2 separate regions of the Homo sapiens genome follow, and region 2 is linked to region 1. A link is a loop called in an ENCODE intact Hi-C map of the cell type or tissue named here. Cell type or tissue: IMR-90. All regions are shown on one strand. Each heading gives the region's core, and the rest is flanking DNA. Links, peaks and the distances in the headings are about the cores only. Region 1 has its middle 9.9 kb from the start of NEK6. Region 2 overlaps DENND1A (DENN domain containing 1A).

Region 1 (15,648 bases), core at 9,567-13,566:
GCTGCCTGGGATTCAAAGAGACTGCATGGGAAGAGGAGGAACTTCAGATTCACACCTGGGTTCAAATCCTGGTTCCATCCCTTACTTGCTGTGTGACCTTGGCCAATGTCCCTCACTTCTCTGCACCTTGGTTTCTCCATCTGTAAAGTGGGATCAACCATCATCCTATGGAAGGGGCCAGTCCACAGGAAACACCTCTCATCAGGGAGTGGGAGCTGTTAGGAGGTTTCTCAGCATTCCTCTAGCTTCTAGAAGCCCCCTTCCAAGGAGTAAAACCTGTGCCTAAAGTGCTAGTGCTCTGGCCTAGGCACTGGCTTGGCCCTGGGGAGCTACCATGATGGACCAGTTATGGTCCCTGCCCTTCCGGAGCACAAAGTCTAGGGAGGAGGACAGAGCCTAAGCAGGCAGAGCCACACGTGGGATAGGGCTGCAGCAAAGGGACACACAGGGGCCCCAAAAGGGAAGGAGGATCCTGCCTGGGGTCAGGGAAGACTCCACAGGGACAGAGACTGGGGGCGAGAGTTTAAATCTTTAATAACCTGTTTGTCACAGTCACTGACCAATCAGAAAGGACACTGGCTGTAAACAATCCACAGCACCCACCAGTGTCTACCAGCTGATGATGAATGCCCTGGGAAGGGGCATTGATTGGGGTGCTGGCGGATGAATAAGAGTTCTTTCGACAAGTGGGAAGAAAGGGCACCCCAGGCAAAGGGAGCACTACGTGCTCAATCCTGGTGACAGGAAAAACCACGGCTGGAGCATAAGATGTGTTGGGGGAAGGTGGGGCATGAGAGCAGAGAGGGTCTCGAATGCCACTACATTTGGGAGACACGGTTAGGACTTCTCTGATGTGGCACTCCACACTGGTGACCCAGTTGAACAGGCACTGCAGTGAGAGTTTTCAGGGTCTGGACACGCCTCCTCTCCCAGGTCCACGACATCTACATGGGGCAGAGCTCTTACTAGGGGTCCAGGCTCAGGCTCCATTCTCTTGGGAGAGGGGCTGGCAAGGTGGGTCAGGAAGAGAGGCTCAGCCAAGGGGCTCTAGAGAGCCTTTTGAGTGGGGAAACTGAGGCCAATGCTCAGATGTATGAGTGGGATCAAATCAGTGGGAGGTGGAGACACTGGTGACCTGAGCTTCCCTGAGCTTCCCTGGCTTTGAGTCCTCCCCCTAGAGTGGCACTGAGGCCTCCTGTTAGCTCAGGAAAAACTCAGGGATGTTTTAAGGGTCAAGTTCTAGCACCAGCTCTGCTGCTGATGAGCTGTGACCTTGAGCAAGGCACAGACCCCTCTGGGCATGGGGACCCTGTTGATTGCTTCCTTGGAAATGGAAGATGTCCCAGGCTGATCCTGTTCTGCCAGCCTCCCTGACCTGGCATCATGGAGAATGTGAGGGCTTCAGATTCAGGCAGAGCTGAGTTTGAATCTCTGCTTTGGAAATGGACTGGGTGTTTGACTTGGACCAAGTGCTAAGCTCTGGGCCTTTATTTCCCCATCTACAAAACAAGGAATTGATTGGTGAGATTAGCGTTGAATGGAATAAATGAAAAACTCTGGTGGGGGGGGGCAGCTGGGCACAGTGACTCGCGCCTGTAATCCCAGCACTTTGGGAGGCCGAGGTGGGTGGATCACCTGAGGTCAGGAGTCCAAGACCAGCGTGGGCAACACGGCGAAACCCCGTCTCTACTAAAAATACAAAAATTAGCTGGGCATGGTGGTGCATGTCTGTAATCTCAGCTACTCAGGAGGCTGAACCAGGAGAATCACTTGAACCCAGGAGGCGGAGGCTGCAGTGAGCCGAGATCGTGCCATTGCACTTCAGCCTGTGTGACAAGAGTGAAACGCCTCTCGAAAATAAAAAATAAAAAAAAATAAAAAAGAAAGAAAAGAAAAAGAAAAAACTCTGGGGACTGGAGACAAAATAGTAAAAGGAGGTGGTAGAGAGCCTTGCTTCCGCCCTCACCTCCTATGAGGTGCCCTCTGCTTGCAGAATCTCTCAGCAGCCGGACTTTTGCAGAAGCTGCAGGTCAGTGGTGAGTGAGGAGGAAGGCTGTATCATTGATTGTTCTCCCAGGACACTTTGAGCATGAAAGGGGGCACCGTTAGTAATAAACAGCCATAAACCTGGGCTGTCCTAAGGAAACCAGAGTTTATGATGCCCCTGGTGATGAGTGGAGATTCAGAAATTGAAATGGAGAGGCGGAAGCGGGACACGATTGAGGAGGGATGTGAGCAGGTGCCAGGAGGCGCAATCTTTGGAGAGAGGGTGTGGTGCCCAAGCAGGCTTTGGGAGGCTTTTCTGCGGGAGGTACCGATTCGCTCCCCTCTTCTGGGTCCCAGGTGAACTTCAGGAAAGAGCAGCTTTGCTTTGCAGCAGTTTGGGAGCTGGATTGGGGCTGGATACGTTTTGTAACCTTATGCCTCTGCACGCTGGTTGGCTGCTTCACTTTTTTCTTGGTTATAACTTCCTGCAGAGACTGGTCTTCGGCTGGGAGCAGGAAGGCACTCTTAGAGTTGGGTTAGGAAAGTAAAGGCGCTTTTCCGATGCCTAGAAGGCAGTAGCTGCTTAGTAAACGTTCATCCCCTGCCATCTTAACCAGCAAGCGCCTTTGCTCTGGGACCCTGGTCCACGGTTGCTTCAAGCCCCCAGAGGAACCGCTGCCTTCATACTCCTCCAGATGGTCTAAGCCCTCCTGCCTCCCACCCCTCCCACACACGAATGCAGGAAGTCCTCTGAGAGCCTGCTGGATCAGTTTCCTTTCCGCTTCCTTTCTCTTCCTCTCCGGTGAGGGCTGGGACGCAGCTGGCGGAGTTGGGGGGGGTTCTCCCCCAGACTGCTTCTCTGCACAGCCTCCTTAACGCGTCACTCACAGGGCCTGCATTCCTCCAACTTTAATGCCTCCTCTGGGAACACAGGCTTCCAGAAACCTGAGATGACCAACCAGCCGGTGCAGGCCAGAGGGAGAAGGGCCCAGACGGTGAGGGGGAGAGTGAGGGGCTTGACTTCTGCCTTTGCTGAAAAGAGAAACCGCAGGCCTCCCCCTCCCCTTTCAGCTTATGGGACTTCTAGACCAGGGAGCAAAAAGCACTGGCTCTTGCCAAACCCACTTAGGGAGATGGAAAAGGAAAGATGGCACGATAGTTTGTAAAGGTGGAAGATCTTTTGTCACATACACCAGGTACAAAGGTTTTCATACTGGGACCCTTTACTGTCCCTTTAGGCTTCTAGAACAATAGGGCAGACTACTAGCAGAACCAAAAACAGAGAGGTGAACTAGGATTAAGTAATGGCTCCCAACAACTGCCTTGCAACTCCCAAATATTTAATAAGCAGCTCTTATTTAATAATCAGCTCCTGCCAGCCAATGTACCCCAGCTCTAGCATACCACTGGTCCTATCTATCCCCCTCTCAGGCCCTGATCACCTGAGGTAGGGAGTTTGAGACCAGCCTGGCCAACATGGTGAAACCCTGTCTCTACTAAAAATACAAAATTAGCTGGGAGTGATGGCGGGCGTCTGTAATCCCAGCTACTCAGGAGGCTGAGGCAGGAGAATCCCTTGAACCCGGGAGGCGGAGGTTGCAATGAGCCAAGATCGTGCCATTGCACTCCGGCCTGGGCGACAGAGCAAGACTCCGTCTCAAAAAAAAAAAAAAAAAAAGAATCCTGGCCACACAGCCATGAAGTAGAGGTTCAAACCCAGGCTGGTTTCACAGTATCACATCACCTCCCAAGTGTATATGGCCACGTACAGTTGGAAGCATCGCCACTCCTGCACCCTTCTCCCTGGTTAACTAGTGAAATTCTTCCCTTGGGGATTTTATTCATTCCATTGATGTAAGCCCGTCCCCACTTCACTACACTCTTGCAGTCTTAAAATTATGGCTCACTAGGCCCAAAAGGATCTTTAGAAATTAATTTGTCCAATTCTTTTCCCTATGGATGGGGAAATCGAGGTTCAGAAAGAAGACAAAACTTGCTTGTATCAGCCCTAGATCTCCTGAGGCAGAGTGCTTCAGTGCAAAGGGTCTTATCAGACAGACCTGGCCTCGAGTCCTGACTCTGACATTTACTTTCTGGGCCACCTTGGCTAGCAGACATTACTTTGCTGTTGTTGTTCTTTGTGGTATTTTTCTGAGACAAGGTCTTGTTCTGTCACCGAGGCTGGAGTGCAGTGGCATGATCACAGCTCACTGCAGCCTCTACCTCCTGGGCTCAAGCAATCCTTCCACCTCAGCCTCCCGAGTAGCAGGAACTATAGGTGTGCACCCCCATGCCTGGCTGATTTTTATGTTTTTCGTAGAGATGGGGCCTCATTATGTTGCCCAGGCTGGTCTCAAACCCCTGGGCTCAAGCAATTCTCCCACCTCAGCCTCCTCCCAAAGTGCTGGGATTACAGGTGTGAGCCACCACGCCCAGTCAAAGTCACTTTTTAATTTTTATTATTTATTTATTTATTTATTTTTGATGGAGTCTCACTCTGTTGCCCAGACTGGAGGGCAGTGGCAAAACCTCGGCTCATGGCAACCTCCGCTTCCCAGGTTCAAGTTGTTCTCCTGCCTCAGCTTCGCAAGTAGCTGGGATTACAGGCACCCGCCACCGTGTCCAGCTAATTGTTGTATTTTTAATAGGGACGGGGTTTTGCCATGTTGGCCAGGCTGGTCTCAAACTCCTGGCCTCAGGCGATCCACCCGCCTCGGTCTCCCAAAGTGCTGAGATTAGAGGTGTGAGCCACCGTGCCTGGCCTATGCTACTTTTTTGAGCCTCAGTTTCCTCATCTATTAAGTGGAGATCATAATACCTTCACTGACGGGTTGTTGTAAATATTCAAAGAGGTCCCAGGTTGGGATGCAGCAGCCTCATTCCTGGCACGCAGTGAGTGCTCAGTGCAGGCAGCCTTCCTTCTCCCCAGCAAAGGAAAATGGAATCTTAAGGCTCTGAGACCAGGGTCATTCCTTTATGGAGCCTGAGAGGGGGATAGATAGGACCAGTGAGTGGTATGCTAGAACTGGTGTGCATTGGTGGGCAGGAGCTGATTACTAAATAAGAGCTGCTTATTAAATATTTGGGAGTTGTTTTTGGGAGCTTTATACCAGCCATGGTAGGAGTATTTTACACCACAGAAATCAGCAAACTCTACAAATGAAGGATTTTATTTTTTATTTTGTATTTATTTTATTTATTTATTTATCTGTTTTTAAGATGGAGTCTCTGCTGCCCAGGCTGGAGTGCAGTGGTACAATCTCAGCTTACTGCAACCTCCACCTCCCAGATTCAAGTGATTCTCCTTCCTCGGCCTCCCAAGTAGCTGGGATTACAAGCATGTGCCACCACACCCAGCTAATTTTTGTACATATATATTTTTTTCAGTGGAGATGGGGTTTCACCATATTGGCCAGGCTGGTCTTGAACTCCTGACCTCAAGTGACAGTTTTTTTTTTTTTAAATAAAGGCCTATATGGCCGAGCACGGTGGCTCACGCCTGTCATACCAACAGTTTGGGAGGCCAAGGCGGGTGGATCACTTGAGGCCAGCAGTTTGAGACCAGCCTGGCCAACATGGCGAAACCTCGTCTCTACTAAAACTACAAAAATTAGCTGAGTGTGGTGGTGCATGCCTGTAATTCCAGCCACTAGGGAGGCTGAAGCAAGAGAATCACTTGAACCCAAGAGATGGATCAGTGAGCTGAGATTGTGCCAGTGCACTGCAGCCTGGGTGATGGAGTGAGAGTATCTCAAAATAAATAAAAATAAATAAATACATAAAAGCCTATAGTGTGGAATTTTTATTTTATTTATTTATTTTTTGAGACGGAGTCTTGCTCTGTCACCCAGGCTGGGGTGCAGTGGTACGATCTCGGCTCACTGCAAGCTCCACCTCCCAGGTTCATGCCATTCTCCTGCCTCAGCCTCTGGAGTAGCTGGGACTACAGGCGCCCGCCACCATGCCCAGCTAATTTTTTGTATTTTTAGTAGAGACGGGGTTTCACCGTGTTAGCCAGGATGGTCTCGATCTCCTGACCTCGTGATCCGCCCACCTCGACCTCCCAAAATGCTGGGATTACAGGTGTAAGCCACCGTGCCTGGCCTATGATATGGAATTTTTCAGTGGTAAGAAGTGATAGAGGGGATCATTATGGTAGTCAACCAAAAAAAAAAAATTACAATGTATAAATTTGGAAAAGGAGAGGAGACTTTGTTTCTTATAAAGAGTTACAGCCTGCAAAGGGGCCATCCCACAAGCAGGGAAATGTGTCTTTGGATAAGACCAGAGACTGTTACTTCGAAGGAGGAGGGGTTGGGGTAGATGCTTGATGCTAAACAGGTTGCCTAAAAACACATATATTTAACAGGTTACAAAAGAATATTTATGAAGGTGGTCATGACACATGTGAATTGAACAAACAGGTATGTAACATAGGACCCATGTTCATTTCGGGATGGAGACTTAACAGTTAAATGTATTATAATTAGGCCCTATAAGTCAAAAGGTCTTTTCGGGACACAAGGCACACAAGTGTACCATCTCCATAAACCTACCAGGGCCCGTCTACAGTCGGTGGTCTTTTTATCAGGAGAAAGTTACTGAAGTTAGTCTCTTGTCTAGTGAAAGTTGTAGTTGTGGTTGGTGGACCAGTAAGTCAGTATTTGTGAGTTGGATGAATTGCAATTGTTTTAATATTAATGTTATTTTGAGGCCGGTGTTTGTTTAGTTGTCAGAGAAAAAGACAAAGCTTGTGGCAGTTAAAACACAGTTTATTTTTTAACTGTAGGGTATTTGACTTAACCCGAGCCTGGGATGGCCTTAAGTCTTGTTTATAATTTTTTTTTTAATAGGGTCTCACTCTTTTGCCCAGGCTGGAGTGCAGTGGCATAATCTTGGCTCACTGCAACCTCCGCCTCCTGGTTCAAGCAATTCTCCTGCCTCAGCTTCCCAAGTAGCTGGGACTACAGGCACGTGCCACCACACCCAGCTACTTTTTGTAGTTTGAGTAGAAATGGAATTTTACCATGTTGGCCAGGCTGGCCTCAAACTCCTGACCTCAAGTGATCTACCCACCTTGACCTCCCAAAGTGCTGGGATTACAGGCGTGAGCCACGATACTCGGCCTATAATTTGGTATTTTGTTGTTACTAAGAGTCTGTTTTGTCAGTCTTAATGATCTCTATTTTAACATTAATGTTGGAGGTGGGACAGGGTGGCTCACACCTGCCTGTAATCCAAGCACTTTGGGAGGCTAAGGTGGACAGATCACTTGAGGCTAGGAGTTCAAGACCAGCCTAGGCAACATGGCGAAATCCCGCCTCTACCAAAAATACAAAAATTAGCCGGATGTGGTGGCTCACACCTCTAATCTCAGCTACGTGGGAGGCTGAGGCATAAGAATCACTTGACCCTGAGGCAGAGGTTGCAGTGAGCTGAGATCACACCATTGCACTCTAGCCTGGGCAACAGATCAAGACTCTGTCTCAAAAAATAAATAAATAAATAAATAAATAAATAAGTGACTCTGGGGCTTGCTGTGCTAGCCAAATGTATCTGCATGTCTGCTATGAATTGCAGCTTTCCTACGTCCCAACTGTGTGACCTTGGGCGAGTCACTTTACCTCTCTGAACTTTTTCTGTGTGTGTGGTGGGGAAACTGAGGCAAATTCCCAGCTATCTATGTATCTATAAAGGATAACCCTGACACTCGCCTCATAGGCTTGTTGGAATAATGAAATGAGATGACGTATGGAAAATGTGAAGTGCTAGGCTCTGAGCTTGATGAACAATTGGTATTGATATTATTTCAGCCACATGCTGGTTCAGTGTCTTCCCATACAGAACTGTAACCTGGTGAGAAAGATGTTAACACCTACAGTTTCCTAATGAGGCTCCAAGGCTCTGAGAAGTAAAGTGACTTGTTCAAGGCCATAGTGCTAGAAGGTGGCAGAGCCAAGCTTTGAACCCTGGTCTGATTGGCTCCAAGGCTGGGGCTCTGCCAAGACTCCCTGGCCTCAGTCCAGTTCTGGGGGTGCTGACTGCAGAGCAGTGGTTGTGGTATTTGGCCACAGGCTGCAGGCAGAATGTATATGGCCAAATGGCCACCTATCCCAGGGGCCTGCCTGAGCAACTCGTCTCGATCCTGAAGTCTGCAGCTTTGAGCCATGCAGCTCACACATGCCTCCTTCTTTGAGGGCTCCGGAGCCCCACATTTACTGCCTTTCCTCCAGTGTGCCTCTCTAGCCACTCATCCTGTTTCAGGGGAATCACCCCAAAACAGCAAGCACAACCCCCAACCAGGTCCCTCAGAATACCATTTGAATGGTGGAAGGGGACTTTCTTTTTTTTTGAAACAGGGTCTCACTGTGTCGCCCAGGCTGGAGAGCAGAGGCGAAATCATAGCTCACCGCCACCTCAAACTCCTAAGCTCAAGTGATCCCCATACCTCAGCCTCCCGAGTAGCTGGAACCACGGGCACGTGCCACTATGCACAGCTAATTTATTTTTTTCTTTTGTTTTTCTCTCTTTTTTTTTTTTTTGTAGAGATGGGGCCTTAATATGTTGCCTAGGCTGGTCTCAAACTCCTGGCCACAAGCCACCCTCCCACCTCGGCTCCCCAGAGCAATGGGATTTCAGCCATAAGCCACCATGCCAGCCCTAATTTTCTTTCTTGATGATGGGTTAGACCCTGGCCACTTACAGTCCTGGTATGGAGGGCAGGTTTGGGGCTGAGGGGAGGGAGTAGCAGTACCCAGACCCTGGCAAGCCCCTTCTTGAAGAATCTTCTCTGATTCCCTGCCCCTGCCCTCTTCCTACCCGCTCCCATACCTGTTTTGCCAGGTTTCTCCTCTGGTTCCTTTTCCCCACTCCACCCCCCAAGACAAGCCTGGCGTGTCCTGATGCCTGGAAAAATTACACCCATTCCCAGCCAACCAGGGCCAGGGCTGAGAAACCCACAACCAAATGCCTGCCTCTTCCTTCAGAACAGTTGCTTCACATTTGGGATTTGGGGTTGATGGACAGATGATGTCATCGGCCCCAAATCCAAGGGGCCTCTTGCCTCCATCTGCTCTGAGAGCAGCCAGCCCTACTGGGCATGCAGAGGAGGCCTCGAGCTCACAAGAGAGACTCACTCCAGCCACATCAGCCAGGAGTTTCAGGAAGGGTGTCTGGGCCCCCTCACTCATCTCCAAAGCCAAGGGGTTACCTGGACACCTGGAGAAGAAATGTGGCCAGGGTGGGACCCAGTGGACTCAGTTCATTTATTCCCCTATCCCGTCATGCTTGGTAGCACAGGGAAAATAGGAACACAGATTCTGAGCCTGTCAGACATCCTGCTACAAAGTGTGCTCAAGCCAGGTGCAGTGGCTCATGCCTGTAATCCCAACACTTTGGGAGGCTGAGGTAGGTGGATTGCTTGAGCTCAGGAGTTAGAGACCAGCCTGGCAACATGGCGAAGCCTCATCTCTACAAAATATACCAAAATATACTGGGCGTGGTGCTCACATCTGTAATCGCAGACTTTGGGAGGCAGAAGCGGGTGGATCACCTGAGGTTGGGAGTTTGAGACCAGCCTGGCCAACGTAGCAAAACCTGTTTCTACTAAAAATACAAAAATTGGCTGCGTGTGGTGGCACACACCTGTAATCCCAGCTACTTGGGAGGCTGAGGCAGGAGGATCGCTTGAACCCGGGAGGCAGAGGTTGCAGTGAGCCAAGATCATGCCACTGCACTCCAGCCTGGACAACAGAGCAAGACTCTGTCTTAAAAAAAAAAATTAGCTGGGTGTGCTGGTACATGCCTGTAGTCCCAGCTACTTGGGAGGCTGAAGTGGGAGGATTGCTTGAGCCTGAGAGGTTGAGGCTGCAGTGAGCTATGATCACGCCACTGCACTCCAGCCTGGCAATAGAGTGAGACCCTGTCTCAAAAAACAAACAAACAAAACAAAACAACAAAGTGTGTTTGAGACAAACTGGTTAATCTCTCTGAGCATCAGTTTTCTCCTGTGCATGTTTTCTCACCTGAGACATGGATACTCACATCAGAGAGCTGGTGCTGGTGCTACCTACATGCAGGACTCAGTGCCTGAATGAGTGAGAGGCTGTTTGTTCCTGTATTTAGTCACCTGCCTGTAATTGTTTCATGTGACATGAAATTCAGGGTGGCCATATGATTTATTATCTGATCCGGGCCACTTGTGAGTGTGAAAAGGGGCACTGTTTTTTTTGTTTGTTTGTCGTTTTGGGTTTTTTTTTTTTTTTTGAGATGGAGTCTCGCTCTGTCACCCAGGCTGGAGTGCCGTGGCATGATCTCAGTTCACTGTGACCTCTGCCTCCCGGGTTCAAGCGATTCTCCTGCCTCAGCCTCCCGAGTAGCTGGGATGACAGGCACGTGCCACCACGCCCAGATAATTTTTGTATTTTTAGTAGAGACGGGGTTTCACCTTGTTGGCCAGGCTGGTCTTGAACTCCTAACCTCAGGTGATCCACCTGACTTGGCCTCCCAAAGTCCTGGGATTACAGGTGTGAGCCACCGCACCCAGCCAGGGGGTACTATTATTAATTATGCCAGGACAGTAGGCATCACCCAGGACCATCCTGCAGGCACAGGTGATTCTTTGTTGGGAGAGAGTTCCAGTTTTCCCAGAAGGATTCATTCGCTCTTGTCATCCAGGTGCGATTATTGACAGCAACCCCTTTCCCTCTGCAAGTGTCTTGCTTTGGATGATCAACTTTAGGGTCACCTTGGGTGTCTGCAAAGGCCACTGCGTTGGGGGATTCATTTTTTACATTATACAAAATGGGGGTGTCTTGTCTGCTGGGCTCTTTGCCACATACTGATGTCTGGGTGTCCCGCCAAGAACTTCCAGGAGAGTTTAAGCAGTTAAGTCACATTTTTAGGAGCAGCAAACCCTGCTGGCTGCAGAAGGAGTTGGGACCCTCTCCACCTCCTCCCCAGCCCTGCCACCACTCCCTGTGTGACCCCGGGCCACTTCCTGCCTAGCACAATGTGGGGATGGGTCTCCAAGAGTCCTGTCAACCTTGACCTTCTAAGATTTCCTGTTACCCGATGACCCTGGGGAATTTCAGTAAAAATTGGGATGCAAGAAACATCACACCATCATATGGCTCACTGGTCACACCATGAATCCTAGGTCTTTCCTGTGCCAGGCTCTGGGCAGCTGCTGGAAGCCAAGGCATATCCATCAACACTCCTGCTTCATGGGAGGAGAGAGACGAAGCCAGCAACAGATCGGCCTATTCAACTCAGCATCAGGAGAGAACAGGTGCCAGAAAGCAAGCGGGGATAGAGTCCCAGTGTACTGTGAGCTTGCAAAACACCTTCAAAGGCCAAAATCACATTCCCCCAATACCCCATTGCCATGTCTGTTGCCTCTCAGCAGCCAGAAACTCCTACTCTCTTCCTGAGGAGCACAATGATTTTGACAGTTTCTTTGGGCGACTGACATCGCACCAACTCCTTTGTGATTTTAGTATTCGTGGTCTCTGAGTCTGTATCCTCATCTGTACAATGGGCAACAATCTCTACCTCAAAGTGCAGTTGAGAGTATCAGGTAAGGGAACAGACAGGAAATGCAGTTCATATGCAGTTCATGGTGCTCCCTGCAGGCCGTAGGATTTGAGTCTGCTAGTTGAAACAGCAGATATTAGAGCGGGTGGTAGAGGGAAGTTCAGGGAGGTGCGGGGAGGTGGGAAATCAGAGAGTACATTTCTGCCTCTTGATGGCTGTGTGGCCTTGAGCAAGTCCCATCTGTAAAGTGAGGGTGGGAATGATAATCCTTGATAACTTCTTTTTTTTCCACATTCCAGAAACCACCTGGGGAGTGGGGTCTCCAACCGTGTCGGGCGAGGACTCAGAGTTGGCAGCAGTCACTGCCAAAGGCAGGAGGAGATAACCAGTTAGCAGGCCTGTCACAAGATCAGCAACGCATGAAAGACAAAATGCTTCCCTGCGGCAGGAAGAGCCGACGCTTCCCTGCGGCAGGAAGAGCCGATGACACACTGCACTTAAAGTATTCCTCCAAGCCCCACCTCATTCTTCCCAGATCCTCTAGCCTTGGAGCACAGCCTCCAACTCTTCACTGAGCATTTTCAGGAGTACAATCTCAGGCGACTACCCCAATCCTGCAAGAGAGGCTGCCTGCCCCCCTTTGACAGATGAGGAAACTGAGGCCCACAGTGGGGAAATGGATGGCAGGAACTTGAACTGCAGAGAAGAGGCAGACTGAGTTTTCAAGTCTCAAAAGAACCTATGTCTGGACTCTTAAAACAACTCTACAGATGCCTGGAGCAGAGAGTTTTAAAAATTAGCTCCAAAGCTAACCTCATATACAGGCATGGGGACCCGTGGAGAGAGTACTCTTCTCTTCCTCTCCAATGTTCCTGTCCCCAACCAGACCATAAAATCTTGAGGGCAGGGGCCATGGCTGAAACTTCTGTTCTCTCCCACAATACTTAGAACAGTACACAGAGTGTTTGCTCTATGCGGATTAAACAGAGCAGATGCTTGCTGTATGTGGAATTTTTGTGTGTGTGTGTGAGACAGACTCTCACTCTGTCGCCCAGGCTGGAGTGCAATGGTGCAGTCTCGGGCTCACTGCAACCTCTGCCTCCTGGGTTCAAGCGATTCTTCTGTCTCAGCCTCCCGAGTAGCTGCGATTACAGCTGCCCGCCACCACCCCCAGCTAATTTTTGTATTTTTAGTAGAGACAAGGTTTCACTATGTTGGCCAGGCTGGTCTTGAACTCCTGACCTCAGGTGATCCACCCACCCTGGCCTCTCAACGTGCTGGGATTACAGGCGTGAGCCACCTCGCCCAGCCTCTATGTGAATTAAATGCAAATCGTTTGGAATACTATGCAGTCATATAAAAGGAAGCAGTTTTTCTGGAGCCAACAGGAAATGGTCTCCAAGAAGTGAAGAAAACATAAGATACACAATAGTGTAGATTGTATGCTATTATATGAGCAAAAAATAAGAAGAAATACATATACATTCACATACACACGACCATATATACGTGCATACATATATACACACCCACACAAAACACACTGTCTAGGACAGCATATATTCGGCAACGTTGGCTCCCTCCAGGGATAAGAACCAGGTGGCTGGGAGGTAGGGGTAGAAAGGACACTTTTCACTTTGTCCCCTTCTGTGCCTTTTGAATTTTGAACTGTGGGCAAGTATTATCTATTCAAGCAACAAATTAAACATTTTTTAAGTTAAATAACAAAAAATGAGCCAGCTACTTTATAAAGTGAGCCATATGATGATGTGATGACTCCTACATCCCTATCCTGACCGAAATTCCCCCGGGTCATCAAGTAACAGGAAATCTTAGAAGGTCAAGGTTGACAGGACTCTTGGAGACCCATCCCCACATTGTGCTAGGCAGGAAGTGGCCCGGGGTCACACAGGGAGTGGTGGCAGGGCTGGGGAGGAGGTGGAGAGGGTCCCAACTCCTTCTGCAGCCAGCAGGGTTTGCTGCTCCTAAAAATGTGACTTAACTGCTTAAACTCTCCTGGAAGTTCTTGGTGGGACACCCAGACATCAGTATGTGGCGAAGAGCCCAGCAGACAAGACACCCCCATTTTGTATAATGTAAAAAATGAATCCCCCAACGCAGTGGCCTTTGCAGACACCCAAGGTGACCCTAAAGTTGATCATCCAAAGCAAGACACTTGCAGAGGGAAAGGGGTTGCTGTCAATAATCGCACCCGGATGACAAGAGCGAATGAATCCTTCTGGGAAAATTGGAACTCACCCCCTACAAAAAATCCCATTACCGGGAAGATGGCAAGAAGATATTTTGTAACAAAGGAACTTCAAAGGAACATGGCCTGATTCTAAGTTCTTCTTGCCTCTCCTCTCTCCCCCATTACCCCCTCCCCCAATACTAACAACAATAAAGGACTTGAGTTAACCTGGATTCAAATCCTGGCTATTTTCTGAGCCTCAGTTTCTTCATCTATAAAACATAAATCATGACCCCTATCTCAAGGGATGCTATAAGAATTAACTGTCTCTTACAGAGCCAGATGCAGAGAAGGTGCCCGGCAAGCGGTAGTTTCTCTTCCCTTCGTGCAGAGAAATAATGAAACAACACATACTGAATCCTGAAACTCTTTGGGGGTGAACGGAGACAGACTTTCTCCCAGACCAGTTGAACAACGCCTCGGTGGGCAGAAGTGTGAGGCAACGTGTGCAGGGAGACGCTCATCCTAATTCTGGGTGTCATTTTGCAAAGCACTGCTTCACGATGACTCATTTTGGGACTCCCTAAAAACTCCTTTGAGTTAAAAACAAAAGTTGAGTGGGATTCAGCTTGCATTGTACCTTATCACTCTACTGTGCCCTCGTCAGTGTATCAGAGTACTGCAGGGAATTCAAGAATCTCTGAGCAGGCTAACCCTGATATTTGCCCCATAGTGTCACCAGGAGCTGGGACCATCTGCACAGGGCCCAGGACAGAGGGAAAGAAGTGGCCATGAGGGATGGAGGAGGAGGAAGGCCAGGAAAATGGGGTGCATGGGCCTCCCCTACCCTGCTCCCATCCAAGGGGGAGGGGGACCCCCAATGCAAAAGCACTCCTGGGTCCTCCTACCTATCCCTGCTTTATTTCTCCATCAAACTTTTTTTTTTTTTTTTTGAAACAGAGTCTTGCTCTGTTGTCCAGGCTGGAATGCAGTGACATGATCTCAGTTCGCTGCAACCTCAGCCTCCTGGGGTCAAGCAATTCTCCAGCCTCAGCCTCCCGAGCAGCTGGGATTATAGGCACGTGCCACCATGCCCAGCTAATTTTTTTATTTTTAGTAGAGATGGGGTTTCGCCATGTTGGCCAGGCTGGTCTTAAAGTCCTGACCTCAGGTGATCCACCACCTCGGCCTCCCAAAGTGCTGGGATTACAGGGTGAGCCACTGCGCCTGGTCTCCACCAAACTTCTTATCTTTGAAATGCCAGACATTCACAGTGTCTTCCTCCCATCCCACTCTCCCACCTTGGCTGAAGCCCCAAGAGAGTCAGAGCTAGATTTTTGTTCACTCCTGTATCCCAGGACAAGGCTTCTTTATTCCCCTAACACTCAGCCTGCCTGCAGCCAGACCTACCTCTGTTGATTATCATTGGCTGTGTGACCTGGGACAGATTGCTTGACCTCTCTGAGCCTCGGTTTCCTAACTGGAAAATGAGGACATCACAAGTATCTGTCATACGGGTTCTGTGAAGCTGGGGAAGGGCTTTGCAAGCAGTAAAGTCTTACATAGATATTGTGTGTTGGGGGTGGGGGCAGTCCTTTCCTCCCAGTGGCCTGGTGCGGCTCTCAAAGTTTCCTTCAAAAGGGAGTTTCTGGTTCTTGCTCTGTAGCTTAACTGAATAGCTGCCAGAACATGGGACCTGCCCTCCACACAGTGGGCCCCTACTGACTTCTCCCACTCCCTCATTCAGGCCTCTGCTCAGATGTCACCTCATCAGAAAGGCCTTCTTCCAGCACCCCCTATAAAAAAGCACCCCTGGGTCCTCCTACCCTTCCGAGTTATTTCTCCACCAAACTTCTTTTTTTTTTTTTTTTGGAGACAGAGTCTCGCTCTGTCACTGAGGCTGGAGTGTAGTGGCGCGATCTCGGCTCACTGCAAAC
Region 2 (15,648 bases), core at 5,655-9,654, 530 kb before region 1:
ATGCAGTGGAGGTACTGCTCTGAAGAACAAAATTAATTGCCTTTGTGACTTCTCCTAACTCACAAAACTCCTTCAGGGAAGTTACTGCTTTTTTAACAAACAGTAGCCACTTTAAATCCCAGATGCTGTGAGTATCACGTACATGCTTGACGGGGCAGAGGCAAGGGGAGTAAATTTTTATTTAAACTCCTCAATAAACAATGCCAACATTTTTAGCAGGGCCCACCTTACTATAACCACATGAACCGTTAAGTGCAAATGACTAATCTAGTTTTTAAGTTTGATACTAATAACTTGGACTAGTTAATTGTGGTTACTTTTTACTTTTCCTTTTGCCTTCTAAAGTTACCACCCAAAATATACTGAGAAATAGTAAATACATAGTCACACCGCGCCTAGGAAACTTAGCAGTATTACATATAAAATTTATTTGAGAGACCCGGTGGCCAGGCAACCCAGATACTACTATCAGATCTGGTCAGATAGTTGGCAAGTGACAGCCTCTCTGGGCGTCATTAGTAAACTGAGGGACAAAGAGGATCTGACACTAAGCTTGACTGTAAAATCATGAGAGTGGAGAGGTTCTTGATCACCACTGCAGTCCTGTTTGTTGAAAGAATGAATGGGGTCTATACCATGGGCCATGCCTTAACTAGGAGATACGTATAATGTATGTGACTCATTTAATCCTTATAACAATACTCTGAAGGGGAATGATTATCCCCACTTTACAGATAAGGAAAGAGAGATAAAAAAGAAAGGCAACTGTACAAGATTACACAGTTACTGGGTAGAGTAAGGATTCCAACCTAGGTTTGTCTGATGCCAAAACCTAACGTACTTCCTGTTTTCTTCCACTAAGAGAAAAATTAATATTTCTGAGAAATGGAATTATTCTAATTATACTACACAAGTCTCAAATCATTTTAGCTCATTATAGAAAAGAGGATATACCTCCAGTTTAAATTCCTAAGCCCTATTTTAATGTAAGGCTTTTATATCTTGTTCACATTTATGTAACCTAGTGGGCAGAGCATCATAGGAGCCCTTGACAGTCTCCCAGAGGTTGCCCTGTGTCCACTGCATTTCCTCACAGACTTTGCCAGAGTACACAGTTTGTTCCCTACCACTCTAATCAGTTGCTGAAATGCTAAACAGTGTGTAGTTGGAATAGCCCCCTATCCCTCCAGCATGCATGGTCCAAATTTTTGCAAAGGAGCTACAAAGGCAATTTTGGAAACATACAACTCTTAACAACTCTCCCATCTGGTTTTCACACCACCTCCTTCCTCCATAAGCCCACAGAAGTCACAGTCAGCTCCTGTTTTCTGGGAAACTAGCTGTCTTTTCATCTTGCTGGGTGTATGTTATGTCTGTCTGTCAGCAAATTGGGAAATGGCCTCCATCCTGACAGATACATTTTGTAAAGCCTTAAAAGCACATACACTAATGTGAAGAAAAAAAGAACTTTTTCTATTTTGGACTCTGGCTATTTGCTCTTTATAGCTGAAGTGTCAAGGGAATGGGATTTCCCAGGTAGACGTACTAATGTAAAATGCATTAGTGTTAAGGTGGGGGCTCCCAATCCACCCAGGGCCAAAGGGTTAATACAAAATGACAGAATTTAATGACTGCTATTATGGTTGCCAAGCAACCAAAAGAAGGTGTGCCATAAAGGCCTAATTAATGAATGAGGTAGCAAGAGTTTCTGTTAAGTTGGTAAGCAGTTCACAGTTCACCATTGCCTAGCTTTGCCCAGATGGTAATACTCTTAAGCTTTCTTAGCTCCACTGAGCAGCAGCAAAATAATGTGATTATAGTTGCAGCTCTGGCTAAAGTTCTGACATCCTTTCCATACTCAGTGAAATTTCTTAAGTCAGTTGAAACAACAGCCTCCTGTAGATTCACAGTGAGGATTGTATGCTTGCATTTTGTTACTCATATGAGATCCAGGTCCAGAAGAACACTGGAACGATTCTCTTCTGGACTCTCTTGGCTGCAGGAACATTAAGACTCATCAAAATTTGGGACTCAAACTGAACTGCCATTGGAACTACAGACTCTGTTGGGACAATGTTCTTTTCAAAGGCAAGCCCAGACAACAGTAACAAAGGACTACACCCAGAGTGTCCACAACTTGCTAAGCTCTGTACAAGTGGTAATATGGTTTGGCTGTGTCCTCACCCAAATCTCATTTTGAAATGTAGCTCCCATAATTCCCACATGTTGTGGGATGGACCCGGTGGGAGATAACTGAATCACAGGGGCAGTTTCCCCCATACTGTTCTCGTGGTAGTGAATAAGTCTCACGAGATCTGACAGTTTTATAAGGGGAAACCCCTTTTGCTTGGTTCTCATTCTCTCTCTTGCCTGCCGCCATGTAAGAAGTGCCTTTGACCTTCCACCATGATTGTGAGGCCTCCCCAGGCATGAGGAACTGTGAGTCCATTAAACCTCTTTTTCTTTAAAAATTACCCAGTCTCAGGTATGTCCTTATAGGCAGTGTGAAAATAGACTAACACAGTGGTTAACGTTATCCCAAGTTTTCGTAGCCCTGTAAGGTAGGAATTACGACTCCCATTTGATAAGCTAAGGCTCAGAGGTACCTTGCTCAGTATCACAAACACTGCTAATGTGCAGCTGAGCCAGGATTCAAACCCTGTTCTGACACCTGAGACTATCCTCTCCCCATTGCATTATGGCTGCCACTGCCGTGGATGACAATCACGAAGAGAACTGAACTGTCCGCCTGGGAGTGCTCTCTAGGTATCACACACAGAGCTGGCACTTAGACATCTATTATCTTGTTTAATCATCATCCTTGCAACGACTGAGACTCTGCTGCTATTATTAATCCTCGTTTTAAAGAGAGTGAATACCAGGCTCAGTTAAATCGCAGACTGAGTTGTCTTATCTGAAATGCCTGGGACCAGAAGTGTTAAAGGTTTTCAGATTTTTTTTTTTTAATTTTGAAGTATTTGCATATATAGAGCAAGATAATCCTGAGGATGGGACCCAAGTCTAAACATCAAATTCATTTATGTTTCATATACACCTCATAACACATAGCCTGAAGGTACTTCTATAGAATATTTTTTAATCATTTTGTGCAAGAAACAAAGTTTTGACTAAATTTTGATGGCAACCCATCACATAATGTCAGGTGTGGAATTTCCCACTTGTGGAGTCATGTCCCTCAAAAAGTTTCCAACTCTAGAACATTTCGGATTTTGAATTTTCAGATAAGGGATGCTCAACCTGTAGCAAATGAAGATAGCAATACTTGAACTCAAGTCTGTGGCTTCAAAGCCTGCTCTCCTTTCACCATGCCATGCTGCCTAAGTACCGACCACAAATCATAAAGGCTTGCTTTGATTTAATTTCCATACTGAAAATGGAAAATATACTCAATTACCCAGTTCCCTCCATGCCACAATAAGCAATTAAATACATGAGCTTTTCTTTCAAGAGTGAACCTTCTACATCTGAATGTAGCTCAACATCACCACGTATTCAAACAGGGAGGGCCCCTGAGAGCAGGTGTAACAGATTGGCAACCACCAGCTAAGTCTTGAAGATAACAACAGGGCAGCGGGAGTGAGGGATGACAGAAGAGGCAGCTGCCTCAGCCAGGGCTCCGAGGGAAAATGCTCTTATTCTTTAATGGAGGAGGGTCTGTGCATGCTGGGGGGCAAAAGGGGGGCCCCAAATGAACAAAGGTAAAGAGAAGAGGAAGAAAGATTGGTCCGAGACCAGTTAAAGTGTTCTCATTAATAGGCCTGCGACTTCAAATGTAATCAAAGTGGAGGACCCAGCTCAGCCTAGCAAAGGATCAGGAGATTTGCCCCTCTGATCCTTTCATTCACCAAAATACAATCTCTTTACTAGGCCCAGCAACTGGTACAGACACATGTTCACCCTTCTATCAGGGCTATTCAAAATACATGCAAACTCTTTTCAGACTAATCTTAGCAGAGTTAACTTTATCATTGCCAACACTGTCTCTTATGGGTTGGGCCATGATTATTTGCAGCTGATTCTTATCTATGGCAATTTCTGAAATCCAAGATTGACTTCCTGCTGCCATCCAGCATGCGTGGGCTGCCTCCATCTTGCTGGGAGTAAACACTTGGGGAACACAAACAACTCAAGGCTAGTTTAGGCAAAATGGAATTAGAAGAGTAAACCAGTCTTTACCTAAAAGAAATGGCATTCATGCATTCATTTATCAAACATCCCATGATCATTTAAAAAGCAGAATGCTAGGGAATTAGGTATGAAAAGCAGAACTTTCAGATTATAAATGATACTCCAAGTGTCTGACCCAGAACTGTCTTCAGCCTTAGAGTGCAAGCTCACCTGCTTGCTCACTTACTCTCCACACCCACTCTTCCCCTCCCTCTCTGCCCCAATGCAGATCCCCACAACTTCTCACTTCACCTGTAAGTGGTTCCTCTATGCTAGAGCCAAAATGATTTTCTAACACACAAATCTGATTATGTCATCCCTTTACTTAAGATTCTCCAAGTCATTCTTCACTGACTTCAGGATCAAGTCCAAAAGCCACCACATGACCTGTGAGGTCCTTGCTCTCTGGTCCTTCCAGCCTCATTTCCTGCCATTCTCCTCTGCTCCAGGCATACTGAATGCTCCACCACTCTGCAGAAGCACTGTGCTCCCTTGGTCCTGGGCCTCTGCCCGTGCTGTCCAACCTGCCTATCATGCTCTGCCTTCTCTCCCATTCCTGTCCCACCTCCCCATCCACCTGGGTAACATTCTTAGTTGCTCTTCAGGTTTCATCCCATTTCCCATCTCCACCAACAAAAGTGAGCTACCTCATGATATGGTTTGGCTGTGTCCCCACCCAAATCTCATTTTTAATTTTAACTCCCACAATTCCCATATGTCGTGGGAGCAACCCTGTGGGAGGTGATCAAATCATGGGGGCAGGTCTTTCCCATGCTGTTCTGATGATAATGAATCAGTCTCATGAGATCTAATGGCTATAAAAATGGGAGTTTCCCTGTACCAGCTGTCTTTACCTGCTTCCATCCATGTAAGACATGACTTACTCCTTCTTGCCTTCCACCATGATTGTGAGGCCTCCCCAGCCATATGGAACTGTAAGTCCATTAAACCTCTTTTTCTTCCCATTCTTGGGTATGTCTTTATCAGCAGTGTGAAAACAGACTAATACAGTAAATTGGTACCAGTAGAGTGGGGCATTGCTGAAAAGATACCCAAAAATGTGGAAGTGACTTTGGAACTGGGTAACAGGCAGAGACTGGAACAGTTTGGAGGGCTCAGAAGAAGACAGGAAAATGTGGAAAAGTTTGGAACTTCCTAGAGACTTGTTGAATGGCTTTGACAAAAATGCTGATCATGATATGAACAATAAGGTCCAGGATGAGGTGGTCTCAAAAGGAGATGAGGAACCTGCTGGGAACTGGAGCAAAAGTGACTCTTGTTATGTTTTAGCAAAGAGACTGGCAGCATTTTGCTCCTGCTTTAGAGATTTGTGGAACTTTGTACTTGAGAAAGATGATTTAGGGTATCCGGCAGAAGAAATTTCTAAGCAGCAAAGCATTCAAGAGGTGACTTGGGTGCTGTTAAAGGCATTCAGTTTTAAAAGGGAAATAAAACATAAAAGTTTGAAAAATTTGCAGCCTGACAATACAATAGAAAAGAAAATCCCATTTTGCTGAGGAGAAATTCAAGCCAGCTGCAGAAATTTGCATAAACGAGGAGCTGAACGTTAATCACCAAGACAATGGGGAAAATGTCTCCAAGGCATGTCAGAGACCTTTGCGACAGCTCCTTCCATCACAGGCCCGGAGGTTTAGGAGGAAAAAATGGTTTCATGGGCTGAGCCCTGGGTCCCTCTACTGGGTGCAGTCTAGGGACTTGGTGACCTGTGTCCCAGTCACTCCAGCTGTGACTACAAGGGTCCAAAGTACAGCTCAGGCTGTTGCTTCATAGGGTGGAAGCCCCAAGCCTTGGCAGCTTCCACATGGTATTAAGCCTGCAGGTGCAGAGAAGTCAAGAATTGAGGTTTGGAAACCTCTGCCTAGATTTCAGAGTATGTATGGAAATACCTGGATGCCCAGGCAGAAGTTTGCTGCAGGAGTGGGGGCCCTCATGGAGAACTTCTGCTAGGGCAGTGCAGAAGGGAAATGTGGGTTGGAGCTCCCACACAGAGTCCCTACTGAGGCACTGCCTAGTGGAGCTGTGAGAAAAGGGCCACCATCCTCCAGACCCCAGAATGGCAGATCCACTGACAGCTTGCACTGTGTGCCTAGAAAAAGCTGAAGATACTCAATACCAGCCCATGAAAGCAGCCAGGAGGGTGGCTGTACCCTGCAAAGCCACAGGGGCAGAGCTGCCCAAGACCATGGGAACCCACCTCTTGCATCAGCATGACCTGGATGTGAGACACGGAGTCAATGGAGATAATTTTGGAACTTTAGGATTTGACTGCCCTGCTGGATTGTAGACTTGCATGGGGCCTACAGCCCCTCTGTTTTGGCCAATTTCTCCCATTCAGAATGGCTGTATTTACCCAATTTCTGTACCCCCAGTGTATCCAGGAAGTAACTAACTTGCTTTTGATTTTACAGGTTCATAGGCAGAAGGGACTTGCCTTGTCTCACATGAGACTTTGGACTGTGGACTTTCGAGTTAATGATGAAATCAGTTAAGACTTTGGGGGACTGTTGGGAAGGCATGATTAGTTTTGAAATGTGAATACATGAGATTTGGGAGGGGCTGGGGTGGAATGATATGGTTTGGCTGCATTCCCACCCAAATCTCATCTTTAACTGTAACTCCCACAGTTCCCATGTGTCATGGGAGCAACCCTGTGGGAGGTAACTTATTCATGGGGGTGGTCTTTCCCATGCTGTTCTCGTGACAATGAATAAGTCTCATGAAATCTGATGGCCTTAAAAATGGGAGTTTCCCTGCACCAGCTCTATTTGCTTGCTGCCATCCATGTAAGATGTGATTTGCTCCCCCTTGCCTTCCGCCATGATTGTGAGGCCTCCCCAGCCACGCAGAACTGTAAATCCATTAAACCTCTTTTACTTCCCAGTCTCAGGTATATCTTTATCAGCAGTATGAAAACAGACTAATACACCTCCCTCAGGGCTTCATGCTTTTATACCCTTATCACATCAAGGTTTTTAGTCTGACCATCTCTCCTGCAAGGACATGTCATCTCTCTGACTCCAGTGTCAACTACATTGCTTGGTTCATAGTATAATGCAGTAGATGTTGACTAAACCAATATTTATTGAAGGAATGAATAGGTGATACCTAACACCCACCATATTCTAGTGTGATCTTTATTTGCTGCTCAGCTTGTTAAAGAAGAACATCCAAATTTCCCTCCCTTCTTCCCTTCCCTTCTCAAAGACACTGAACTAGTCTAACCTTTGTAGTCATAATGCTTGGTGCTCACTCCCATTCTTAGAGTCAACTGGGTTGCTCTAATTAACCTGCATTTCTCATCCTAACCCCAGACTTGGAAATTGAGAGCCACAATAGAAAAGAAGCACAACTCGTTGAGGGAGGCTGAAGGGAGGGAGCATCCAGGAGATCAAATCTGTGGAGCATCTAATCAGCTTCTAAAACCACACATACCTAAATTTCCTAATGAGACTTCAGCATGAATCTCAACCTTTAGAGGTACTGAAAAATAGACACACTGAATTCTCAATGTTGGCTCCAGGCCAAATCTGACTTCAACTTTGGCACAAAGAGTTAACCACCTGGAGTGAGGGGAAGGAGAGGGGAGGAGAAGAGAGAAATAAAAGACAGGACAGAGAAGCATAAAATTAAAAAAAAAAAAAAAGTCATTGAGCAGACTTCTGAAGAAAAGCTTGGTTGATTTAAAATGAAAGCTAGGATGCAGACAGGAGGTGGCAGCATGGACTTGAGGTCTGAGCATCAAAATGTCTGGCCAGGCCTCCCCAGCTTTCTCTTCAAGGCTGTGCCACAGAAGCCAAACCATAACCTCTCTGAGCACAGGTCATCTTCCAAAAAGGGAGAAGCAACTCGCCTTTCTTAGACTAAGAGATATTCTGAAAATAAAGACTAAGAAGAATAGCAATTCTCAAACGATTCAAGCTGTAAAAAACACAAATCATCCCCAAGTGCTTTGATAGCTGATAAAAAAATTTTCCAAATCTGAACTTCCATTCTAATTTTGACAAATATTCTAAATTGGCTTCTAATGATACAAAAATATGAGATGACTTTATTGCATACCATTTCAATCTGGCTCAAAACCATTAACAAATGCATCTTCAGGAAAATTCTTAGCAAGAGAAATTCAAAAGCAACTCTTACTCATTTTTGAAATCTGTTTCAATGAGTTCTAAATTTATAGTAAAACATCTCTGCAATTGTAACGCCATTCAGAGCACAATGACACCAATTATGCCCAAGCTTCACTAATTGTTAAAGCTTTAGATAAAGCTAAAAATTTAGAAGTTGGATATGAAACACTCTTGTGACCCTCATTATATTTTTCTCAAAAATGTTCAATATCAGTAGCAGAACTGTGAGTTAAATGCTAAAATTCAGTGACAGAGAAGGAATTTATGAAGCCTTTTAAAACACTTAAAAGCTGAATGGCTCAGGTCTTTGATGTGACTCAGTGCTTTGCAAACCAACTTGAGAAAAGTTTCCTTCTGTCCCGCATGCAAAGGCAGCTGCCCGGGACTACAGGTTCTAGAGTGTGATTTGGAAACATTTCAGCATCACACTCCCTATAATTCAAACCCTGTTTTGTGTCTGTCTTTATAGGTCATTGTTGGCCAGATGGAAAATATTAAGGAAAAGAGATTGCAACTAAACCAGTAGGCTGTGGTACACAGTTGCAAGGCCGCAGTTAACCACGAGCAGAACTGCAGGCAGGCTTTGCTTAGCTGCAAGCAAAGCTCTGGCGCATCCTCTGCCCAGCAGCAGGAGGGCCCCTGGCCAGCTGAGAGCAGTCACTGTGCCAAACAGACTGTACGGGCCTCACTGCTCGGATGCTTCCAGAGAAAGAAGGAGAATCGATGGGTTCCTTTGTAAACAACTTCTTGTGCTTTCGGGCTGTGACCGACTTCAAAGGTGGCATAACTTAATTCTGTCACAAATTATGCCATGGAAATCTTGAGGAAGATATCTTCCTGAGGAAATACCTACGTGGCCCCTTATAAACTAAATTCTAACAGGTAAACAACAAACAACAAAAGAAAAACACGTTCAGCTTTTAGTAAGTAAGAAAAACTGCACAACCTAATATAATTTCTACTCACGACTTAAACCAGTTTTTAGTAAAATCTTACTGGGCATTAGTGAATGCAGACCTTAAATATCAAAGTTTGTGTTGCACTATGATACGACTTTATACATCCATCTCTATTAATGGGACCTGACTCACAGCATTGATTTCCCTCTCAAATATTTGTTGAATAAAATGTGTTAATTTTTAATAATGGGCAACCTTTATTAATGGCCTAGTCTGCAACAAGTGTTCTTCTCAGGACTTTACATGTATTTCATTTTCAGAAGAAGTCATTTTTACGAAGAAAAGCTCTCATTTGTAAAGGATGTAAGGTAGGCATTAGCATCATTATTCCCTTGACACAAAAGCCCCTCAGATAATTCAATAATAACGTGTCTCACATTGAATCCAAGCCTGACTATGAATCCAGATTCTTCCACCACACTCCATGCTGCCTCTCCCTATCACACGAACATACTTTAGCCATTCCAAAAATGACCATTTCCGAAATGCACCAGACCATGAAGTCCTTGAGGACAGGGATAGTGCTTTATTCACAGCTGAATCCCCAGTACACAGCACAGAGCATTAAAAAATGAATGAAGAGAATAGAGGGAGGAGCCTCTGGCTTTTACCAGTTGCTCACACACAAGCACCCACAATAGGTAGTGTGAAATTTGCTCCCTGGTATCATAGAAGAGGTATACAGTACTTGGGTAATTCTTAATAATGGTGAAAAAAACAGCAAGTGAAGAAAAGATCTTAAATATGGATTTTTAGCCTATGATCCAGAGACCACAGAAGGGGTTCTGTGAAAACCTATAATGTCTATAGAACTTTTTAAGGAAACCCACATAAACATTTTTTTGGAGACAGTTCCTGGAGCTTTCAGCAGACTTGCAAAGGTATCCTATCCTCCCAAAAAGTTTGCCTTCTAAGAGTCTTCTCCAATTTTATTGTCATGGGGCTGAGTGGGAAAGGCCAGGGACTCTGTGGTAGAGGGCTTATGTTCAAGTCATGTCCTCCAGGCAGTCATAGAACCTTGGTCAGGTGACTCTGAAGCTCAGTGTTGTCACGTGTAATTTACCCAGTTGTCACAAGATCTAAACGGGATGATCAGCATTAAAGTATTCAACACAATACCTTCTCTCTACTTGGCTAGTGTGTAAGGTATACAACAATAAAACATGAACAGGAGATGGTACAGAACCACTGAAGGAAATATAATGAGAGTACCAGCTGCTCTTCTTTTCCCAGAAAATGTTTTCTTGTTTAGTCATCTAAGAGAAAAGAGCCAGAAAACATCCACTTTTCCTGGAATGCCTACTACAGAGCCTCATTTATATCAAGCTAAAAGTTAATATCCATACTTCAAACTAGATTTTCTGAAGTAAAAGAAATTAAATGATATTCTCATAGGCAAAACAAAAGAAATTCTAAAACACCTATGACACTCAAGGAAAGAAACATGGATTCTGTCTCAAATCTAACCCACCTATCCAGAGAACAGCACTTTTCCGATCCTCCAGATGTATCCTTTGAAGCTACTTGCTTTGACATCATAATTACAAAATGGTGCAAGGGCTGTGAAATCATAAACAGATGATGACTCAAAGGACAAACATCAAGAAACAATCTTTTACTTGCTAAAGACCTTAAATGATAGGAAAACACCTTCAGAAAGCCAAGAATGAAAGTAATAAAAACTTAGTATTTAATTATTAGCTGTACCATTCATATTAGCACCAATAAGGGAAAGAAAAAAAAAAGGGAATAAATATTTAGGTATAAATCTAACAATACAGGTGTAGGAACTGTATGCCAAAAACCACAAAACACCAAAGAAAGAAATCAAAGAATCCCTAAATAGGCCAGGCGTGGTGGCTCATGCCTGTAATCCCAGCACTTTGGGAGGCTGAGGCAGGCAGATCATGAGGTCAGGAGATCGAGACCATCCTGGCTAACACAGTGAAACCCCATCTCTACTAAAAATACAAAATATTAGCCAGGCATTGTGGCAGGCTCCTGTAGTCCCAGTTACTCGGGAGGCTGAGGCAGGAGAATGGCATGAACCCAGAAGGCGGAGCTTGCAGTGAGCCAAGATCGCACCACTGCACTCCAGCCTGGGCAACAGAGTGAGACTCTGTCTCAAAAAAAAAAAAAGAATCCCTAAGTAGATGGAGAGATGTACTATGTTCATGGACTGAAAGACCCAAATATTGTAAAAAGGTTATCTTTGCAGCTGGGCGCAGTGGCTCACACCTGTAATCCCAGCACTTTGGGAGGCCAAGGCGGGCAGACAACCTGAGGTCAGGAGTGAGAGACTAGTCTGACCAACATGGAGAAACCCTGTCTCTACTAAAAATACAAAATTAGCCAGGCGTGGTGGCACATGCCTGTAATCCCAGCTACTCAGGAGGCTGAGGCAGGAGAACTGCTTGAACCCAGGAGGCAGAGGTTACAGTGAGCCGAGATCGTGCCATTGCACTCCTGCCTGGGCAACAATTGCAAAACTCTGTCTCCCAAAAAAAAAAAAAAAAAAAAAAAAAAAAAAACAGGCATCAGTCATCTTTACCCAAGTCATTTTATACATTCAATCCAATGTCAAACCAAATCACAGTGGGATTTTCTATAGCTATTAAAGGTCAAGAAACTAGAAGAGCAAAATTTATGTGGAAAAGCAAAGAAACTAGAATAGCTAAGACTATTTTAAAAATGAAAAACACAGCTGGAAGATTAATGCTATCTGATTTGAAGAATTACTATGATGCCACGATTAAGACAGTATAGTATTGATAGATACATAGATGCTACATCAGCATAATCCTGATACCAAAACCTGGCAGAGACACAACAAAAAAAGGAAATTTCAGGCCAATATCGCTGATGAACATCGATGCGAAAATCCTCAATAAAATACTGGCAAACCAAATCCAGCAGCACATTAAAAAGCTTATCCACCACGATCAAGTCAGCTTCATCCCTGGGATGCAAGGCTGGTTCAACATACACAAATCAATAAACGTAATCCATCACATAAACAGAACCAATGACAAAATCCACATGATTATCTTAACAGATGCAGAAAAGGCCTTCAACAAATTCAACCCCCCTACATGCTAAAAACACTCAATAAACTAGATATTGATGGAATGTATCTCAAAATAATAAGAGCTATTACAAACCCACAGCCACTATCATGCTGAATGGGCAAAAACTGGAAGCATTCCCTTTGAAAACCAGCACAAGGACAATGATGCCCCCCTCACCACTCCTATTCAACACAGTATTGGAAGTTCCGGCCAGGGCAATCAGGCAAAAGAAAGAAATAAAGGGCATTCAAATAGGAAGAGAGGAAATCAAATTATCTCTGTTTGCAGATGACATGATTGTATATTTAGAAAATCACATCGTCTCAGCTCAAAATCTCCTTAAGCTGATAAGCAACTTCAGCAAAGTCTCAGGATACAAAATCCACATGCAAAAACAAGCATTCCTATATACCAATAATGGACAAACAGAGAGCCAAATCATGAGTGAACTCCCATTCACAATTGCTACAAAGAGAATAAAATACCTAGGAATACAACTTACAAGGGATGTGAAGGACCTCTTCAAGGAGAACTACAAACCACTGCTCAAGGAAATAAGAGAGGACACAAACAAATGGAAGAACATTCCATCCTCATGGATAGAAGAATCAGTATCATGAAAATAGCCATACTGCCCAGAGTAATGTATAGATTTAATGCTATCCCTATCAAGCTACCACTGACTTTTTTCACAGAATTAGAAAAAACTACTTTAAATTTCACATGGAACCAAAAAAGAGCCTGCATAGCCAAGACAATCCTAAGCAAAAAGAACAAAGCTGGAGGGATCGCACTACCTGACTTCAAACTATACTATAAGGCTGCAGTAACCAAAACAGCATGGTACTGATACCAAAACAGATATATAGACCAAGGGAACAGAACAGAGGCCTTAGAAATCATGCCACACATCTACAACCAACTGATCTTTGAAAAACCTGAGAAAAACAAGCAATGGGAAAAGGATTCCCTATTTAATAAATGGTGTTGTGAAAACTGGCTAGCCATATGAGGAAACTAAAACTGGACCCCTTCCTTACACCTTAAACAAAAATTAACTCGAGATGGATTAAAGACTTAAATGTAAGACCTAAAACCACAAAAATCCTAGAATAAAGTCTAGACAATACCATTCAGGACATAGGCATGGGCAAAGACTTCATGACTAAAACAACAAAAGCAATGGCAACAAAAGCCAAAATTGGCAAATGGGATCTAATTAAACTAAAGAGCTTCTGCACAGCAAAAGAGACTATCATCAGAGTGAACAGGCAACCTACAGAATGGGAGAAAATTTTTGCAATCTATCCATCTGACAAAGGGCTAATATCCAGAATATATAGAGAACTTAAATTTACAAGAAAAAAAACAAACAACCCCATCAAAAAGAGGGCAAAGGATATGAACAGACACTTTTCAAAAGAAGACATTTATACAGCCAACAAACATATGAAAAAAAGCTCAACATCACTGGCCATCAGAGAAATGCAAATCAAAACGACAATGAGATACCATCTCACCCCAGTTAGAATGGCAATCATTAAAAAGTCAGGAAACAACAGATGCAGGAGAGGATGTGTAGAAGTAGGAACGCTTTTACTCTGTTGGTGGGAGTGTAAATGAGTTCAACCATTGTGGAAGACAGTGTGGCGATTCCTCAAGGATCTAGAACCAGAAATACCATTTGACCCAGCAATCCCATTACTGGTTATATACCCAAAGGATTATAAATCATTCTACTATAAAGACACATGCACACATATATTTATTGCGGCACTGCTCACAACAGCAAAGACTTGGAACCAACCCAAATGCCCATGAATGATAGACTGGATAAAGAAAATGTGGCACATAAACACCATGGAATACTATGCAGCCATAAAAAAAAGATGAGTTCATGTTCTTTGCAGCGACATGGATGAAGCTGGAAACCATCATTCTCGGCAAACTAACACACAAACAGAAAACCAAACACTGCATGTTTTCACTCATAAGTGGGGGTTGAACAGTGAGAACACATGGACACGGAGGGGAACATCACACACCGGGGTCTGTTGTGGGGGTGGGGAGCTAGGGGAGGAATAGCATTAGGAGAAATACCTAATGTAGATGACGGGTTGATGGGTGCAGCAAACCACCATGGCACGTGTATACCTATGTAACAAACCTGCACGTTCTGCACATGTATCCCAGAACTTAAAGTATAATTTAAAAAAAAATTTTTAATGAAAAACACAGCTGGAAGATTAATGCTATCTGATTTCAAGACTTACTGTGAAGCCACAATCAAGACAGTATAATACTGATGGATACGCAGAACAATGGAACAGAATAGAGTCCAGAAACAGATCCACACAAACACTGCGTAGTCCATTAATTTTTGCGAAGGCACAAGGATGACTCAATCGAGAAAAGATGGTCTTTTCAACAAATGGTGCTGGAACAACTAGATGCTCATATGCAAAACAAAAACAATCTACAAAAAAATTCAACCTATACTTTATACCTTAAAAATAATTAACTCTAAATGGATCACAGACCTACAGGTAAAACATAAAACTATAAAACTTTGAGAAGAAAAGATAGGAGAAAATCTTTGTGACCTTGGGATAGGCAAAGAGTTCCTAGATATGACACCAAAAACATGATCCATAAAAGGTAAGATTGATGTGTTATGATTTTATCAAAATTAAAATCATTTGTTCTGTAGAAAATCACTGTTAAGAGAATAAAAAGAGAAATCACAGGCTGGGACAATATGTGATTTGCAAATCATATATCTGAAAAAAGATTTATGTCAAGAAACTTAAAGAACACTTGAAACTCAACAATAAGGAAACAAATCAATTTTTTTAAATGGGCAAAAGATTTGAATACTTTACCAAAGAAGATATACAAATGACAAATAAGCACGATATGCCCCAATCACTGATTATTAGGAAAACGCAAATTAAAAAATCACAATAGCTCCTACTACACACATAGAATAGCTAAAATGCTTGTGAGTACGTGGGACAACTGGAACTCTGACACCTTGCTTGTGGGAATGCAAAATGATACAACAACCACTTTGGAAAGCAGGCAGTTTCTTACAAAGTTGAACATACGCTTGGCAACATACACCCAGCAATTCCACTCTTAGGTATTCGTCCAAAAGAAACAAAAACTTGTGTTCACACCAAAATCTGTGTGCAAATGTTTGTAACAGTTTTATTCATAATCATAAAACCCCCAAACAACCTAAATGTCCTTCAATAGCGAATAAACAAACTATGAACACAT

Evidence for each region. Peaks named below come from ENCODE experiments on the same cell type or tissue, not always from the same donor. Only the 100,000 strongest peaks of a DNase experiment are listed, where the experiment ranks them.
Region 2: it touches region 1 in a loop (6-fold over the local background); 1 of 110 quality-filtered maps calls a loop at or near these places.

The regions. Positions count from the first base shown.
Region 1 is chr9:124,240,215-124,255,862 of GRCh38, forward strand. No RefSeq gene overlaps it. Among named protein-coding and RNA genes, the nearest start is that of NEK6, 9.9 kb to the right of the region's middle. RefSeq lists enhancers at 2,305-2,821, 2,822-3,338, 14,007-14,386, 14,397-14,486, 14,517-14,606 and a silencer at 11,976-12,270. In IMR-90, for the core only: a CTCF peak has its summit at 11,671; a DNase peak (open chromatin) is centred at 11,987; H3K27ac peaks cover 573 bases.
Region 2 is chr9:123,716,682-123,732,329 of GRCh38, forward strand. The region is part of intron 5 of DENND1A (DENN domain containing 1A); the gene reads right to left. Among named protein-coding and RNA genes, the nearest start is that of DENND1A, 210 kb to the right of the region's middle. RefSeq lists a silencer at 8,809-9,103. In IMR-90, for the core only: a CTCF peak has its summit at 7,918 (motif pointing right); no DNase peak of the experiment used is centred there.